2 separate regions of the Homo sapiens genome follow, and region 1 is linked to region 2. The links are chromatin loops, found by intact Hi-C in ENCODE. Cell type or tissue: Caco-2. All regions are shown on one strand. Links, peaks and the distances in the headings refer to the core of each region. The heading gives the core; the rest is flanking DNA. Region 1 overlaps SLC28A2 (solute carrier family 28 member 2). Region 2 overlaps DUOX1 (dual oxidase 1).

The links. Hi-C counts contacts between places; a loop is a spot of excess contacts. Peaks named below come from ENCODE experiments on the same cell type or tissue, not always from the same donor. Only the 100,000 strongest peaks of a DNase experiment are listed, where the experiment ranks them.
Region 1: it touches region 2 in a loop (8-fold over the local background); 80 of 110 quality-filtered maps call a loop at or near these places.

What each region holds. Positions count from the first base shown.
Region 1 is chr15:45,263,040-45,271,365 of GRCh38, reverse strand. It overlaps SLC28A2 (solute carrier family 28 member 2), which reads right to left. Exons shown (of 18, transcript NM_004212.4): 5 at 8,122-8,305; 6 at 7,344-7,485; 7 at 6,598-6,711; 8 at 6,200-6,277; 9 at 5,703-5,783; 10 at 5,205-5,285; 11 at 3,786-3,911; 12 at 3,570-3,700; 13 at 2,988-3,156; 14 at 1,831-2,028; 15 at 1,090-1,171. All of the region lies in intron 1 of SLC28A2-AS1 (SLC28A2 antisense RNA 1), which reads left to right. Among named protein-coding and RNA genes, the nearest start is that of SLC28A2-AS1, 12 kb to the left of the region's middle. In Caco-2, for the core only: no CTCF peak of the experiment used is centred there; a DNase peak (open chromatin) is centred at 3,045.
Region 2 is chr15:45,159,409-45,167,707 of GRCh38, reverse strand. It overlaps DUOX1 (dual oxidase 1), which reads right to left. Exons shown (of 34, transcript NM_175940.3): 29 at 6,718-6,871; 30 at 5,738-5,970; 31 at 5,331-5,489; 32 at 4,021-4,176; 33 at 3,790-3,918; 34 at 2,134-2,929. The coding sequence ends at 2,807. SHF (Src homology 2 domain containing F) reads left to right here. Exons shown (of 7, transcript NM_001394037.1): 7 at 1-494. Among named protein-coding and RNA genes, the nearest start is that of SHF, 24 kb to the left of the region's middle. RefSeq lists an enhancer at 1-76 and a silencer at 277-1,076. In Caco-2, for the core only: a CTCF peak has its summit at 4,477 (motif pointing left); DNase peaks (open chromatin) are centred at 692 and 4,487; H3K4me3 peaks cover 978 bases.

The sequences.
Region 1 (8,326 bases), core at 17-8,016, 100 kb before region 2:
GCTCTCAAACTCCTATAGCAAGCAATCTTCCTGCCTTGGCCCAAAGTGTTGGGATTACAGGCATGAGCCACCACATCCAGCCTAAGATCCATTTCTAACTTGGATCTTCCAAACTTGGGATCTGCTAGTCACCCCTGTGCCCCTGCACTCAAGGACAATTCCACTTTCCTCATATTATTCCTCCAACAATCACCCCCATGCAGCAGTATCTCCAACAGTCTAAATATATCTGTGTCTGCTTCAAAGACCCACTCCTTTAACATTTGGTACTTGCATATTTAAATCCAACACTTTACACCACTCTCTCTTACTGTCTATCTGCCTTATGTGCCTGCTGCTTTTATTTGTTTTAATTCTTTGTGTTTCCATGAGGATGACTAGTGAGCAGCCTAATTTCAAAAAGTGTCTTCACTACTGAATAAAATACAAGACCAGGTGTGGTGGCTCACGCCTGTTATCCCAACATTTTGGGAGGCCAAGGCAGCAGATCACTTGAGGCCAGGAATTCAAGACCAGCTTGGCCAACATGGTGAAACCCCGTCTCTTCTAAAAATACAAAAAAAATAATAATAATAATAATGGGCATAGTGGCACACACTTGTAATCCCAGCTCGGGAGGCTGAGGCATGAGAATCACTTAAACCCAGGAGGTGGAGGTTTAAGTGAGCTGAGATCACACCACTGCACTCCAGCCTGCGCAACAGAGTGAGACTCTGTTTCAAAAAAAATTAAATAAATAAATAAATAAATATCTTTATTTATATATGCACTATTCCAATTTAATGGCAAAATTGAAATAATATCATTATATTTTCTTCCTCATAGAGAAAATTAAAATAAAATTAGTTTTTGGGGCCTCCAATCCAAAGGAAAAAGAAGTAACTGAAGTTGAGATTATAAAGGGCTGTATGCATTAGCCAGGTGGGCATGACTGCCTTAGGTCCAAGTTAACTGCAGCCTAAGAAATGGGCCCATTTCACAATGGCTTCTCTATCTGATCCCAGCTTGTACTGAAGCACCAGGACTGCCCACTACAGAAGCTGGGATCTGGCTGTCTTACTGGGGAGCTGGGAAAATGGATGAACTCACTCAAGCCTCCAAGTGTGATTCCTATGGAACTAAGATTGGCAAATCCACAGAGTGAAAATGTTGTAATGATTTCAGCTCTCACCTAGGGAAAACAAAAATAAATAAGCAAATAAATTCAGTCCCATGCGTGCGGTCTTATAATCACAATAGAAGTTCCAGAGTACTGACAGCCCCCAGTCTTTTCCATGGTTTCCCAAGGAACATGAAAGGATGCTCAGAAAACAACTGTTCCCTGAGTTACTATAGGGATAATGACATGGAAACCACCATGGGCCTCATTGCCCAACGCTGTTCCTGTTGAAGGCTATGAATAACGAGAAGGCCTGGGAATGAGAAGGATTGCGAAGGAGGAGGAGAGAGGCAAAGGGAAAGAAAAAGAATATTAATTTGGAGCAATTTAAACTTATAAGTGAAGAAGGGGACCTTAGACCATCAAAAGATAGTGTCTGCCCTGGACTGCCCCAGCTGTAAAGACCCAGCAATTACATTATAGAGAGAAGTTGGGTCACAGTTGGGGCAGTGGTGGGGGTGGCAGGGGGAAAATAGCATGCAGACCCATAATAGCTCAGGCGCTGCAGATGAGGCTGCTAGGTAGGCTGTTCTGCTGGCTTTGTAGTTAGGCCTGCGACCCCAGAAAGGCATCTGCAGGTCTGCAACAAACCTGTTTGGCACTTTCTGTCTACCCTCAGATAACCATGGCTGAGACCTCACGGTGTTTATGCTTTTTGGATTGTCACTTACAGAAATCCACTGTTTCTCTCCCTCAATCCACTCCTCCATTCCAGAGAGACGTTTGTTCTTGTATTGAGACAGTTGCTGATAAGCCACAAACTCATTTATGAAGAACTTGATTCCCACCATCTCAGCCACCATTGGACAGTCTGTCCACTCTACACCCATCATGAAAACCATGGGCCTTAGGAGATAGGAGCAGATGACCTGAGTGAAAGAGAGATATCACAGGAAAAGGAAGGACTAATATAACAAAGGTCAGGTGCCAAGGACCTTCTCTGGAGCCTTGGCCCAATCTCTTCCACCCTTCTATTCATGCTCTCTCTTGGCTTACTGTGGGTCAGAAGGACATGCATGGTTGTTTTTTTTTTATTATTATTATACTTTAAGTCTTAGGGTACATGTGCACAATGTGCAGGTTAGTTACATATGTATACATGTGGCATGCTGGTGTGCTGCACCCATCAACTCGTCATTTAGCATTAGGTATATCTCCTAATGCCATCCCTCCCCCCTCCCCCCACCCCACAACAGTCCCCAGAGTGTGATGTTCCCTTTCCTGTGTCCATGTGTTCCCATTGTTCAATTCCCACCTATGAGTGAGAACATGTGGTGTTTGGTTTTTTGTCCTTGCAATAGTTTACTGAGAATGATGATTTCCAATTTCATCCATGTCCCTACAAAGGACGTGAACTCATCATTTTTTATGGCTGCATAGTATTCCATGGTGTATATATGCCACATTTTCTTAATCCAGTCTATCATTGTTGGACATTTGGATTGGTTCCAAGTCTTTGCTAATGTGAATAGTGCCGCAATAAACATACGTGTGCATGTGTCTTTATAGCAGCATGATTTATAGTCCTTTGGGTATATACCCAGTAATGGGATGGCTGGGTCAAATGGTATTTCTAGTTCTAGATCCCTGAGGAGTCACCACACTGACTTCCACAATAGTTGAACTAGTTTACAGTCCTACCAACAGTGTAAAAGTGTTCCTATTTCTCCACATCCTCTCCAGCACCTGTTGTTTCCTGACTTTTTAATGATTGCCATTCTAACTGGTGTGAGATGGTATCTCATTGTGGTTTTGATTTGGACATGCATGTTTGAAGGGCTACCTAACCACATCCCAGAGGGACAGCCCAACAAATGTAATCCTTTACCTGGAAAGTGAGCCCCTGTATGTCCACCAATTCCCCCAGCCAGGAGAGGGCAGCATTGATGAAGGCCAACACAGCCAAAAAGGCAATCAGGTTGGCTGCTACATTAGTAGCAAGGCCTATGGCATCTACGGCTCCGTTGCTGGCAGCTTCCAGGACATTCCTCTCCTTCCTGTGGTTATTGGGCAGAGGGCAAGAGTAGGGTGTCTACAGCAGTCTCAGCCCCTCAGAGAAGAGAAATCCCACTGTCCCTATCGTGCAGGAGGAGGGTGCAAGGCCAATGTAGAAGGTGACAGGGGTTCCTCAGTGACCCTATTAGTGGAAATTACTCTGAAGCAATATCAGATATAATTGTCATGTAATTGCATGGATGGCAAGGACAGAGGGTACTGGCATGCAGAAGCTAGTGCCAGGTGGGAGGGTTAAATGAAGAAAACCAGCATGATTAGCAAGCACCAGAGATAGGCAAGAAGGAATATGGAATCACATTATTCCCCCTCAGGGAGACTTGAAGTCTCTGCCACCACAGTGCCACTCTTAACTACAGCTCACCATCTCCCAAAGTATATGCCTCCTTGGACTCACCCACGGGGCAGCTTTACCCCCTCCTCACTCTTGAACTTGGACTCCTCCACTTCCGGATACGCTAGCTTTGATGAGGCGAGAGCACAAGGGGCGGCCATCACAGAGGCAGAAATCAGGGATGATGCATCAACCTGTGAGGCGCCAGACTTAGGCATCAGTGTTTCTATCAAACCCAACTCGAGTTCACCCAGGAGTGATCAAGCAGACTATGCCTACCCCAAAGGCTATGAAGGCTCCCAGCACAGTGCCAGAAATGGTGGCAAACCCTCCAGTCATCACCGCATGGATTTCAGAGAGTGTCATGTCCCCAAGGTAGGGACGGATGAGCAGAGGTGCCTCTGTCTACAAACACGGAGAAAACAGTCAGATTCCAAGAAGGTGTAACTCCCCATGCCAGTGTGCCCACCCCAGCCCCAGGGGCTGGACCCACTAGATACACATCCATCCAGTGTGAGCACTGTTAAGTGAGCCACAGCTTCACTTAGTGAGCACGGAGCCCGGCTGTCAGGCCCATCCAGCTTCTGCCTTACTTCCTCTGGCACCCAATCATGTCCTGGCTGGCATAGTTCTCACCTGTTTCTATACATGCTTGTTTCATCTATTGACATGTTAAAATGTTATAGAAGAGAAATGGTATATTTTGTTTGTATATTCTCAATGTCTAAAGCCACACACTTACTGAACTTACGGAATGCAGTGCACTTAATGAGAACATATTAGATGCTTAAACAGTACTCATTAAATGAAATACAAATAGATGATCCAAACCCCCTGCTTATGGATCAAAAGAAATAATGTTTGTGAAAATGTTATGAAATTATGAAGGGCCATCTATGTAAGCCATATCCAGCACTGACCTAAGATAATGGTATCTATTATTTAACAAGTACCAACTATGTGCCTAGCACTGCACTAGATGCTAAGGACATTGATATAGGTAAGGCAAAGTCCTTACTCTTAGAAGCTTATAGTCTCACATAGGAAACTAGGCTGATTATGGATAATTTCAGCAAAATGTGGAGTGCTATGGTAAAGTATCCAGAAGTACTCTGAGAACATTTCAGAAGCAGCCTAGAGCCTTGGGAGAGAAAGACCTCAGTACTAACTCCCTGCGAATGTGACAAGTCATTGTCCCCAACATTGAGCTGATCAGTCAGTAGCACATATGGAGCACCTACTCCATACAGACGAATGTACCAAGCAAGTATTATGGGGAAGAGCCTGGGCGTTAGCGATGAGCAAGATAAGTGATTTCCTCCTTAGAGACCCTGGAAACCAAGTACTGCAGGGAGTCACAGGGAGAAACCAGAATGAGGATCAAACACCCTTCATAGCCTCCGAAAGGGGATATGAATTGGACGAGGACATTCCCTACATTCCTACGTAGGAAGTGTTCATTAGAAGTGGTGAAGGCTATCCCTCCAGATTAAGTATTACCAGGGAAGTATTATTAGGCGCAAAGGGTGAACGCAATGAGCAGAGTCTTCTTTGAGCTGCTGAGTTATCTCTCATCCAAGATTGGCTGCCCCACAGTCTTCATTTATTTGACTTTTCAGAAGGAAAGCATACTCTTGTTTTGTGCCAAATTCTCAGTTCCTCAGAGGGAAGAAGACCAAAAGTCCTCAAGGTGCTTACCATACCCACAAAGATGTTTCCTGCCACAGCCAGGGTCTCTGTAGCAGTGGTGCCCATAGTGATTTGTAAAAACCAGGCGACCTAGAAGAATACAGAAACCTAAACCATTAATGTTAGCAGGAATCTTGGAGAACATCTCGCAAAACTCCTCCTCCTCCACTTTACTGATAAGGAAACTGAGGCCTAGAGAAGTAGAGCAGCAAGCCTAGGGCCAAAAACCAACTTAGAAACAGAGCCTTGACCAGAACTCAGGACTCGTTGCCTTTAGAACAAGTACATTAAAACTCAGTATCAAAGGCAGTCCAGCTCATCTTCTCTCTGCTCTGCCCTCAGCCTACCTAGGGCCTCGGCTGACAGTTTGCTATCAGGCATGCTTGAGAGGGCCTGCCTTTTCCCATTGTTTCTAACACTCTAGACCTTAGCTATGGGCATTTTTCCAAAGCTGACTGATGACAGGATGAAGGCCTGTCTCCTGACTGGTGTAAGAGAACGACTCACCTTCTGAACTACCCATTGCACAAGGCCCAGGTAGTAGAGAATGGACACCACACATCCAAAGAAAATGATGATTGGTAAGGCCTGTAATGAGAATGGTAGCAGGTGGTGAGATGTTACATTGCATACTCTGTGTTTTAGGCTTCTAAGTTAAGCTCTTAGCATTCCAAGGGTATCTCATACAGTGTAGGTATTCAGTACCTACACAAACTAGTTTAGGGATACATTTAAAATGTATTAAACCCATTGTCCCACCAGTACTAAACCACAAGCTGTTTTCTGACCCTTTTCCCCCAATTCTCATTTCATCTAATTTTATGATGGCAATGACCACAGGGAAGAAGATAGATGCCATTTCCTTTACTGATGGGGTTAAACCCTCTTGTTAGGGTCAAATTGGTATACAGGGGCGCTGATCTCTTGGACACACACTTTCATCCTCTGCTTTATTCCTCTACCCCTCCATAGACCATCATTCCTGCCCATAAAATAGGTATCACCTGAAAAGCAAAGACATCCTTGACCAGTGTATCCCCAAAGACAAAACTGGAGCCGGCCACAGTGTAGTTCAGGAAAATCTGAAGGGAAAAAAAGAAAAAGACAGAGAATAAGAATGAAACCCAAAAGGACACACAGGAAGACGAGACCAGCCCCATGCGTCCTGAGGACCTACTGTTGCTACTGAGGTTGGCCTCCCTTTGACAGCCCAGGGGCAGGCTATGTCCCCATGAGCTCTTTATTCATATTCTTAGCTGTATCCTAGTACACTCTCTCCTTTCCCAACCAGATCTTCCACCACATCATTAACAAGATACAGCCTAATCTTCTCATGCTCCTCTCAAATCTCCTTTCTCTAGGGTTCTAAAAGAGAAAAGCCCTCGCATTTAATTTCTCATACCTGGACCTGCTCTCCCAGCCACTGAAATACAGTATATCCAAGATCAGTTCTGATGACCAAGATCCCAAAGACAAATTGAAGACCTAGGCCCGAAAACACTGTCCTCCAGGACACCTAGGATCAATAAGAATATTATTTCAATGTGAGTTCTGCTAGTCCATTACCTGGTTGGAGTTTTAAACATGTACTCTGGGTGGAACCAACCTAGAATATTAACAGTAAGTCTAGGGTCTGATGGCATAGGGAGCAGGGGCAATGGTAGGGAGAAACAGGGCAGTAATATACAAAAAGCCACATATGTTCATAAGGTTTTTAAAAAATGTGTCTAGAGGTTAGATGACACTTATACACACATATATGCATGCATACATACAAATAAAAGTTTTATAAATCAATATTTTAACAGTACTATCTGCACTGCGTGTTGATTTTCTACTGTATTCTATTTTTCTCTCCTTCCTTATTTTTTTTCTTTTGTTCTTTCTTTAACACTGGCCTAGATTCGCAAAATTGGTATCAAGATTCATTAATGGATCACAATCTACAGTTTGAAAATAAGTGGTCTAGGGCCTTTGAGAATTTTTTAAACTTATCTTAGAAACAAAATTATCAAAGAGGCAAATTCTAGGGGTTGTTATGAACTAGTTCTATGCCCTTGTAATTAACACTTGATGCATACGCTTTATGATTAGCACTTGGCCCTTGGCCATGTGTTGCTATACCCAACCCAAATACCCAAAACTCACTGCGCTGTGGTGTTTGGAGCAGGCAAAGAGGATAAGGATGAACATGCAGATTCCTGCAAAGGGGATCAGCTGCTCTGGCCTTTGGGCTGTGTCTAAAGCCAACCACAGTATAAGGCCAACCAAGGAGACTCCTGCAAACACCCTGAAGAAGGAATGCCAAGACCATGTCATCAACCCAGTGAATGAAAAACAAATAACTTACAGAGAGTCTGAAAGTTATTCTCTCACTCCTGGCCTGTGATCAAAGGCCATGCATGTGCCATTGTTAGAGCTGTGGCTGCTGTAGACGCCAGTTCAGAATATACACGACTGTAAGTTTTCTCTTTAAACTCTAAGGAATTTTAAAAGGCACCAGTGGGTGCAGGAAGTCTAGGAGACTAGAGAGAAAAAAAGCATAAAAAGTATCAGGGAACTAAGGGAGACACCAATGACCACCAAATCAATTTGATAGCTTAATGTAGCTGCAAGGCTCTGTTCTGATTACTTCACTGAAGAGGAGTATGATTTTTCTCATTTCTGACACTGGCTCTGATGACAATCAGACTAAAACTCTTCTCTGAAACTAAACTCCTCCTGCCCCCCAGCAATGTTGAGACCCAAGGCTACAAGAATCTGGACTGAGGTCCTGTGCTCAGAGGCCTATTGTTATTTTTCTCTGCGCTTTGGTTCTGAAAAGCCTATGTGCAGGTCTGAGAGCCTGCTCAGCAACTATCAAAAGAGAAAAAAGGAGGTGGGCTGGGATAAGCTGTGAGGCCAGGTATTGAGATTCTTATCTTACCATTTCGTCCAAAGCCTCAGGCGGGAGTTTTCAAAGGGCTTCAGACATCTTGTTAATTTTTTGCCCAGGAGCTTTTTCAAAAACGAGTGAACCAGGACAAAGATCACCAAGCAGGTGATGACAAACAAGGCCAGTGCCCTCTGGAAATTCAAGATGCAAGCTGCCAGGAGATAGGCAGCATAGGCTAAAAAGAGAAGAAGCAGAG
Region 2 (8,299 bases), core at 300-8,299:
AGGGGGTTCCAGAGCTACTGGGATGGTAGGGAGTTTCAGACTGGCAGCTCCGGCTCCTTTCCGACCTTAGGGCAGAGGTGGTGACCTCCACCACCACCACCCTCTCCCCACTGGGTCCGTGCGAGGTAGTGCAGAATTCGGCCCCTTGGGGCGCCTTACCACCTCTCTGCCTCCGTCCCCGACTTCCACCCCAGACCGTCGGAGGGCTCCGCCCAGAGTCTGGTAAGAGGTTTGGGGAAGACAGGCCCCTGGGAAGCAGCCGGCTTTGGGGGGTGGGGAGAGAAGGGGAGGGGCTCGGGCAGAGGGAACTGTGCAGTCCCCAGGCCGCCCCGGCTCCGGGCCAGAGGCAATAAATAAACCCGATCCTGCCGGGCACAGCCGCGCCCGCGCCTCCGGCGCCGTCCCCGGGCTGACGGGGGAGGGAGCGGAGAAGCGAGCGCAGATTCTGCGTATAAATCAGCTCTGGAGCAGACACAGCCCGGCTGTGAAAAGCACTTTCGAAGCATCAAGTTCCTTTCTTTGACGAGATGTCAAAACATCCCCGCCGCCCCCGCCCCGGCTGGGGGCACCCGAGGCCCGCTGGCCGCGCGGCGCCCCCTCCCCGCGGCGCGCGGCTTCCCCCGAGCGCGTCCAATTTCCTGCCAACAGCCATTTGTCTGGGAGGAGGGGAGGCGCGGAGAGACAAAGAGGCAGCGCGCCAGGCCGGGGAGCGGGGCGGCCTGCCACGCGGAAGCCGCGCGCCGGCGGAGGCGGGAAGGCTGGCGGGACGGGCCGCGGGGGCCGCGCTTGTCTCCTTGGCCGAGGAACTGAGGGCCTGCAGCGCCTCCCTCGCGCCCTAACGGAAGGGTTTGTCCCGGGCAGACCCTCGGGCGTGGCCGGCCTGCGAGCCCCTAACCACCGGCCCGCGGCCTAGGCCGCACCCCGACCGGCGCCCACCGCTGGAACCCGCCCAGGCCTCTGGGCGGGCCCGGGGAGGCCCACTGGGTCGCCAGGCGGAGCGGCTCTCAGGCTGCCCCAGGCCCGCCCCACCCCGCGGGCAGGCTGGTCAGGACCCCTCGACATGCTGGACAGGCACCTTCGGGGGACCGCTGAGCCAAAGGGCCGTCTGAGGGCCTCTTCCAGAACCTAAACGTGCAACCTCCAAAGTGTGCTGTGAATCACAGTACTTGAGAGTTTCTAAACCAGTGGCTATTTTCTCGAAATTGAGGATATGTGGTATGCAGGCGTTTTGTGGAAGCAATAGGAAGGATCACTTAAAATTGGGCACTCTCTTGCCGGGCGCGGTGGCTCACGCCTGTAATCCCAGCACTTTGGGAGGCCGAGGCGGGCAGATCACCTCAGGTCGGGAGTTCGAGACCAGCCTAACCAACATGGAGAAATACCGTCTCTACTAAAAATACAAAATTAGCCGGGCGTGGTGGTGCGTGCCTGTAATCCCAGCTACTCGGGAGGCTGAGGCAGGAGAAATCGCTTGAACCCGGGAGACAGGTTGCGGTGAGCCAAGATCGTGCCATTGCACTCCAGCGTAGGCAACAAGAGCGAAACTCTGTCTCAAAAAAAAAAAGGGGCGCACTCAGAGAAATTCCCTCAGAGGGTTGTCCTGTCTTTAAGTCGACTTGGAGAGCATCCAGCCATTTTGCAGATGAGAAAACAGGCCCAGAGAGGTTGGGTGATGTGTTCATTTGTCTCCTGCTATCATCTCACTGCCTGGAAGAGCCATGTAGGCACAGGTGCCCAACTCTCCCTTTGCTCAGAGAAGGGCTGGGAGTGACTGAGGTCCTGGTAACAAGCCAGGCGGCTCTGGCTCCCTATAGACTCCAGCTGAGTCTGCCCCCGACCCCGTTCTCTTCCCCAGCCAACCTCCTCCAGAAGCTTCCACACCCTCTGTTTCTGCCCCTCCTGAGCAGGCTCACCAGGCCTCACACTAGTGGCTGACAGGCCCTCTGTCAGGAAGGGCACCCCTGGGCCGGGGAAGGGATTGCTAGCTGGGGCACTTTGCCTTGGGCCAGCTCCTTTACTCAGGACACTGGGCAGCTTGAGAGATGTCTGGGCCAGCCTGGTGAGCTGGCTGGGTTAGTGGCTTCCTCTCCCCATGCCCCTTCCGGTCCTAGGGCAGAATAAAGAAACCCTGAAGGCAGAAAAGTGATTTATTTGGAAGGGAGACTACTGGAGCAGGGAGAAGAGGGCTGAGGAGCATTGCATACATAGGTATTGGGCCAGGGTCTGATGAAAGAACGTGCTTAAAACCTTGGGTGAAATTAGTTGTGGTGTTAGACTGGGGTGCCGAGTGGGTTTCTGTAAATGGCTTGCCATGGGTCCAGCCTCTACCTCCTGCAAGGCATTTGCCAGCCCGTCTGACAGTGGGGAGCCCAGAAGAGGAGGAGGTATGGGAGTAGGGAGGGTTCTAAGATGCCAGCATCCATGCTCCCACTGCATCCTTACACTCACCGCCCCAACACACATACAGACATGCACACACATAGTACTTGTCAGGTCAGCTTGTCTTCTGAGATTTGTTTCTGAAGTCTGGAAGCAGAGGTTTCACTTTGCCCCAAATCAGTAGCTCCCCTACTTCTCACTCTAGTCCCTAGACACTGCCCCCCCACCATTTCTCCAGGCTGAGACACATCCTGGTCCTGGGGGTCCCTGAGCCCACACATGGTGACTGACTATGGCCACCTGGAACAAGGTTGGGAGGTGGGAAATCAGAGAAGGCTGAGGCAGCCAGAAATAGGAAGAACAGAGGTGAGGTGTGGGCTCAAACCTCTGCTCAACTGGGCAGTGGGCAGAACCCCCGGGCAGGGGCCTAGAAGTTCTCATAATGGTGGGAGAAGTGAGTCCGGTCCTGCCTGTTGATGAGCTGACAGGCCTTTTCCACATTCTTGGTCATGCCAGGGGGGCCACAGCTAAACACCCCGATCTTCCGGACCTGTTGCAGGAGGAATAAGTGGAGGCTAACTCTTTGCTCAGAGGCAGGGATAACGCAGTGTTCAGAGGAAGGGGTAGCTCCCTAGTTCAAGACCAGCCTGGGCAACATAGCAACATCCCTGACTCTAATTTTTTTATTTTTAATTAGCCAGGCATAGTGGTGCACTCCTGTAGTCCCAGCTACTTGGGAGGCTGAGGCAGGAGGATTGCTTGTGCCCAGGAGTTGGAGGTTACAGTAAACTGGTATTGCATCACTGCATTACAGCCTGGGCAACAGAGCAATACCCTTTCTTTAAATTAAAAAAAAAAAAAAAGCCAGCAGTGCTCCTGATGGTTTGCTTTGTACTATGCATGGTGAGGGCTGGCTCAGTGTTTATAGGTCTAGTGGAATTTTGCTAAGTGCTAGATCAACATTTCTAATAGAGGTTGGGTTAATCAGTGTTCAAGTTGAAGAACAGCTCAGGGTCTCATGGAGGGCTAGACCAGTATTTGTGAGTAGTGACTAGCCCAGTGCTCATGGTAAAGGTTCCCTCAGTGTCCAGGGTGAGGACTGACTCAGTATTGGTGAGGGTAGTGGTGAGGGTAGCCCCGAGTTTTTGGCGAGGACTAGCTCAATGATTGAGCTCTTCCTTCTGGACAATACATCTTGGCTTCAGAGATGGCAAGTCCCTATTGCCTGCCTCCTCCTTTAGCACCTAAGGGTGACACCCACCTATCCTTTCCATTCCATTACCCCACCAATCTCCCAGGGGATGGGTTCTCATCAGCAGTCGATTTCTTCCTCGATGGGGAAGGTTTGGGAGCTTTGCTCAGACCCCAAATGATAAAGAGGAAGAGAACCTGGTTATGGGTTGGACTGACCTGGGGGTGGACCTCCTGCAGGGAGTTGAAGAAGGGCTCAAAGGGGGGACGGCCAAAGTGGGTGATGGAGCGCAGGCCTGTGAATAGACTCCGGTTCAGAACCTTCTGGAAGTGCCGCTCACAGATGTACTATGGTAGGGAAGGGTGGAACAAAGTTCAGCCAGGCACAGCTAGGGTCAATTCCTAGCTCAGACAGTGGCCCGCATACCCTCCTGGTGGGCCCTGACATACCAGCATAGTGGTCCTGAGGTCGAACTTCTCAGCCAGCTGGGTGATGTAGATGTGCACAGACACCAGGTCCTGGTGGTCATTCTCCTCCACCTCTCGGATGATGTCAGCCAGCCACTCAAACTGACGCTGGGTCCGCGTCACCCAGATGAAGTAGATCTGGGGACACAGGGCTGGAGTTCAGGACCCATCTCAGCTCAGTCTCCCTAAACCCCAGGGGTGTCCATACTGATAGAACTCTTCTGACCACAGCTAGCTTGTGCCCTTCCCTAGACAGCCTGGGGAGATGGAGTGTATGGGCCACGGGGCCAGGCTCTGAGGCCAGAGATGGAGTTGGCCCAGGGCATAGAGAGGTGGAAGTGAGAGACCCCAGGGCCATGGGAAAGATCCCTTGGTGATTGGGAGCTGATGGTCTGTGGGGTGGGAAGCAGCTTTCATGCTCAGCCTGTCCTACAGCTCCCTCCAGTGGTCCCTGGTCAGGCTGCCAGGCACCTAGTGGCTAAAGGGCATTTCACAGAGCAGCCTCAGGGAGACCCAGCAGCTGCCTGAGCAGATGGGAATGGGCTCAAAGAGATACCAGCGGGTGGAAGCTGCCCTGCGGGGAGCCCTCTGCAGCTTCCGAGGGAGGAAAGCGGGGCTGTATAGTTAAGAAGCAGAGGGCAGAGGACAGGAGGGGAGCTGTCACCCTCTGAATGCTGACAGCACATGGGCTGGGCCTCTGCCCACTGCATTCCAGCACCCCTGACTCACCTGCCAGGCCCAGAGAAACGAGCAGGGGCCTGCCACCAGGTCCAGGCTGGTGTGAAAGGACCCGTGTGAGGGCCTGAGGGTTTGAGCTGTGTTCCTGGGGCCAACCTGGCCCACCAGCCCTGCCTTGCCACCACTCCTCCTGTTCCTCTTGAGAGCTGAGCCAGTTTCACTTGTGCTCCACCCAACATGCCCTTCCCTCTCCCAGCCCAATAAGGCTCCAAGTGCTGGGCTCCTTTGTAAGAAGGAATGGGTTTCTTTACCCCCTCCAACCTTGCCTGGAGGAACTCCCAGAAGCAAATCCTATGTGGAGCACCCCTAACTGAGGGAAAGAGTCTTTGTAAACCAGGCAGGATTCTGGAGGCATCCGCAAACCAGTTCTGTCCTAAAGGGTCTAGGGATATCCTGATACCACCCCACTCACCACCCAACCCCAGGTTTCAAACCAACTTGCCCCTGCCCAGTTCAGGGAAGCCAAGAACAAAGGCAGAGGAGAAAGGCACAGATGGGTACCATGACAAGGAAGAAGGGGCCATGGGTTGGTGGGAAGTGGGGGCAGTACTCACCTTCTTACAGAACACTTGGCAGCTGACGGATGACTTGAAGACCAGGTCTTTGAGGATGGAGGCAAAAGGGGTGACCCCAATGCCCCCTCCCACTAACACTGACACCTCAAACTTATGCCACTCCTGGTGGCCCTCTCCAAATGGTCCATCAAGGTACAGCTGTAGGGAGGGGCGTGGGTTTCAGTTAAGCTTGGCCACCACCATAGATCGGAAGCCAGAAATGAGAGAAAAGGAAAGGTAGATACGTATATGGAGTGAGGGGAAGAGGAGGATTTGTGGCATTATCTGGAACAACCAGTCTCTAGATGCAGAGAGGGGAGGCACAGAGCGGGGAGTCTAGTGCTGCCGGGCCAAAGCCTTCAAAGGGGATATGGGCGCATGTGGCATGTCTGGCCAGGGTCTGGTACCTTTGGGTATCTGGCACATCTGTCACCCGTCGGGGCTGAGTAGATCTCCCTGAGGCGAGTGGTCCAGGGCCCTGCTGCCCGGATGTGCAGGCTAAGCGTGTCCTCATGGGGCGCAGAGGTCAGTGTGAAGGGGTGGTACTCGGTGGTCCCCAGAGCCAGGCAAGCGATCCGCACCCACTGCCCTGACTTGTACTCAAAGCCCTGGGGCCGCTGGAACCGCAGGTGGGTCACTCCTGGGGAGGGATGGTGGGTGAGAAGCTGCTGCCCTGAACCCAGCAACAATGTGGCCTCCAGAGAGCTCCCCACCCACAGCCTCAGCTCTGCTTCTGGAATATGACAAAGGAGGCCTCCCCCATCAGAAGCTCACCCTGTGGGGGCCCAGGCAGCACTGGGGCTGAGGGTCAGCCAGGCAAGGGGCAGCCTGGCCTGAGCTTCTCTGCTCTCTGCGATGAGAGAGGCTCAGGTCCCCTGGCAAACAGCCCTCCTTTCCTTTCCTTCCTTCCTTCCTCCCTCCCTCCCTCCCTCCTTCCTTTTTTTTTTTTTTTTTTTTTTTTTGACACAGTCTCACTCTGTTGCCAGGCTGGAGTGCAGTGGCACGATCTCAGCTCACTGCAACCTCTGCCTACCAGGTTCAACCGATTCTCCTGCCTCAGCCTCCTGAGTAGCTGGGACTACAGGTGCATGCCACCACACCCAGCTAATTTTTGTATTTTTTTTTTGTGGTAGAGACAGGGTTTCACCATGTTGGCCAGGATGGTCTCGATCTCTTGACCTCATGATCCACTTGCCTTGGCCTCCCAAAGTGCTGGGATTACAGGCGTGAGCCACTGCGCCTTGCCCCTACCAGCTCCTTTGTCCCTGCCACCCAAGGCACCTGCCAGCTCCACTGGGCCCGACCAGGAGACTGTGCGGTCTAGACTCTGCCTCTGCCCGGTCAGCTCCCTCAGTGTCACCAAGCTGATCTCCTGCCAGGCTGGTACCTGAGGGCAGCAGCTCCGCCTTCACCACGCTGATCTCCACCTTCTTCCGGCTCAGGCTCACCAGCTTGTCGCCCCCATAGATGATTGCTGGGACCAGGAAGAAGATGTGGAAACGGGGCAGCTGGATCAGGGCAAAGCTACCATGGATGATGAGCTAGATGGAGGAAAGAGCTCTGCTCAGACCTAGCGATGCCCATAGCAGAATACAGGGCCAGCTCAGGCCTTAGACCCTCCATACTTCCCCGCTGGTATATCCAGCCCCCACCTCACCACGTACCATGCTCCTTCTAGGTTGCAAAACCTCACCATTCCCAACTCCATCCTCCATAGCATTCCATGAGGAATTAGAGTATTTTCTAGATCCCTGACACCACCCTAGACCAAGTGATGTCACCTGTCACCTGGACTCATGCAGGAGCCTTCCAGTGGAAGTAGGTCTTCTACTGGTCTTGTCTCACTGTAATTCCTGTCTCTTCAAGGCAGCCAGTGTGACTTTTTAAAGTTCATTTTATCCTGTTCATCCCCAGCTTTAAAAGCTTTGGTGGCCTTCCCATTGCACTACAAGGCCTCACAAGTACTCTTGACTTCTGCCTGCCAGCCGTTCTCCCCTCCCTGTTCCTCAAACACGGCCAGTCCTTTCTGCTTAAGGATCTTTGCATCTCCTGCCTGGAATGCCCTTCTCCTGGTTCTTCCCATGGCTAGCTCCATCTCATTTTTCAGGTCTCAGTAGAAACACCACCTCCTCAGGCCTCCCCTCAGTCCTCTCTACCACATCTGCCTGTTAACTCTCTTAGTGCATGCGTTGTCATCCACAGTACTTTTGTTTTTTGGGGGTTGGGGGGACAGAGTCTCATTCTGTCACCCAGGCTGGAGTGCAATGGCATGATCTTAGCTCACTGCAACCTCCGCCTCCCAGGTTCAAGAGATTCTCCTGCCTCAGCCTCCCGAGTAGCTGGGATTACAGGCACCTGCCACCAAACCCAGATAATTTTTGTATTTTTAGTAGAGATGGGGTTTCACCATGTTGGCCAGGCTGGTCTCGAACTGACCTCGAATGATTTGCCCACCTCGGCCTCCCAAAGTGCTGAGATTACAGGTGTGAGCCACCGCGCGCGGCCAACAGTACTTTTGCTTCCTCATTCATTTACATGTTTACTGTCGTTTTCCCCACTGGACTGAAGGGGTAGGGACTGTTTGCCATTATAAGCTCCTAGCAGTTTCTGCCTGGCATATGATAGGCACACAGTAACTGTTGGGGAAAGGCGCTTCCCCAGTTTATCCTCTCCTTTTCCAGGCTAAGAATACCTAACTAGTCTCCCTTTTCCATGTAATAACTGACAAGTATCATCCAGCTCTGGTCCTTTCCCTAATAAGTTTGTCTAACATGGTCAGACACTACTTGGTCACATTCTTCCCACTTGCTTGCTCCTGAGTCTGGCTCAGTTTGACTTCTGCGTCCACCTCTCCTTAGGACCTTCCCACTGAGGGCCCAGCAGCCCCACAAATGGGTAAAATATATCTTTTCAGGCCATGTTGGCTCCTACTCTTAGAAGCCTGAGGCACTAGTGACCACCTCCTTCTC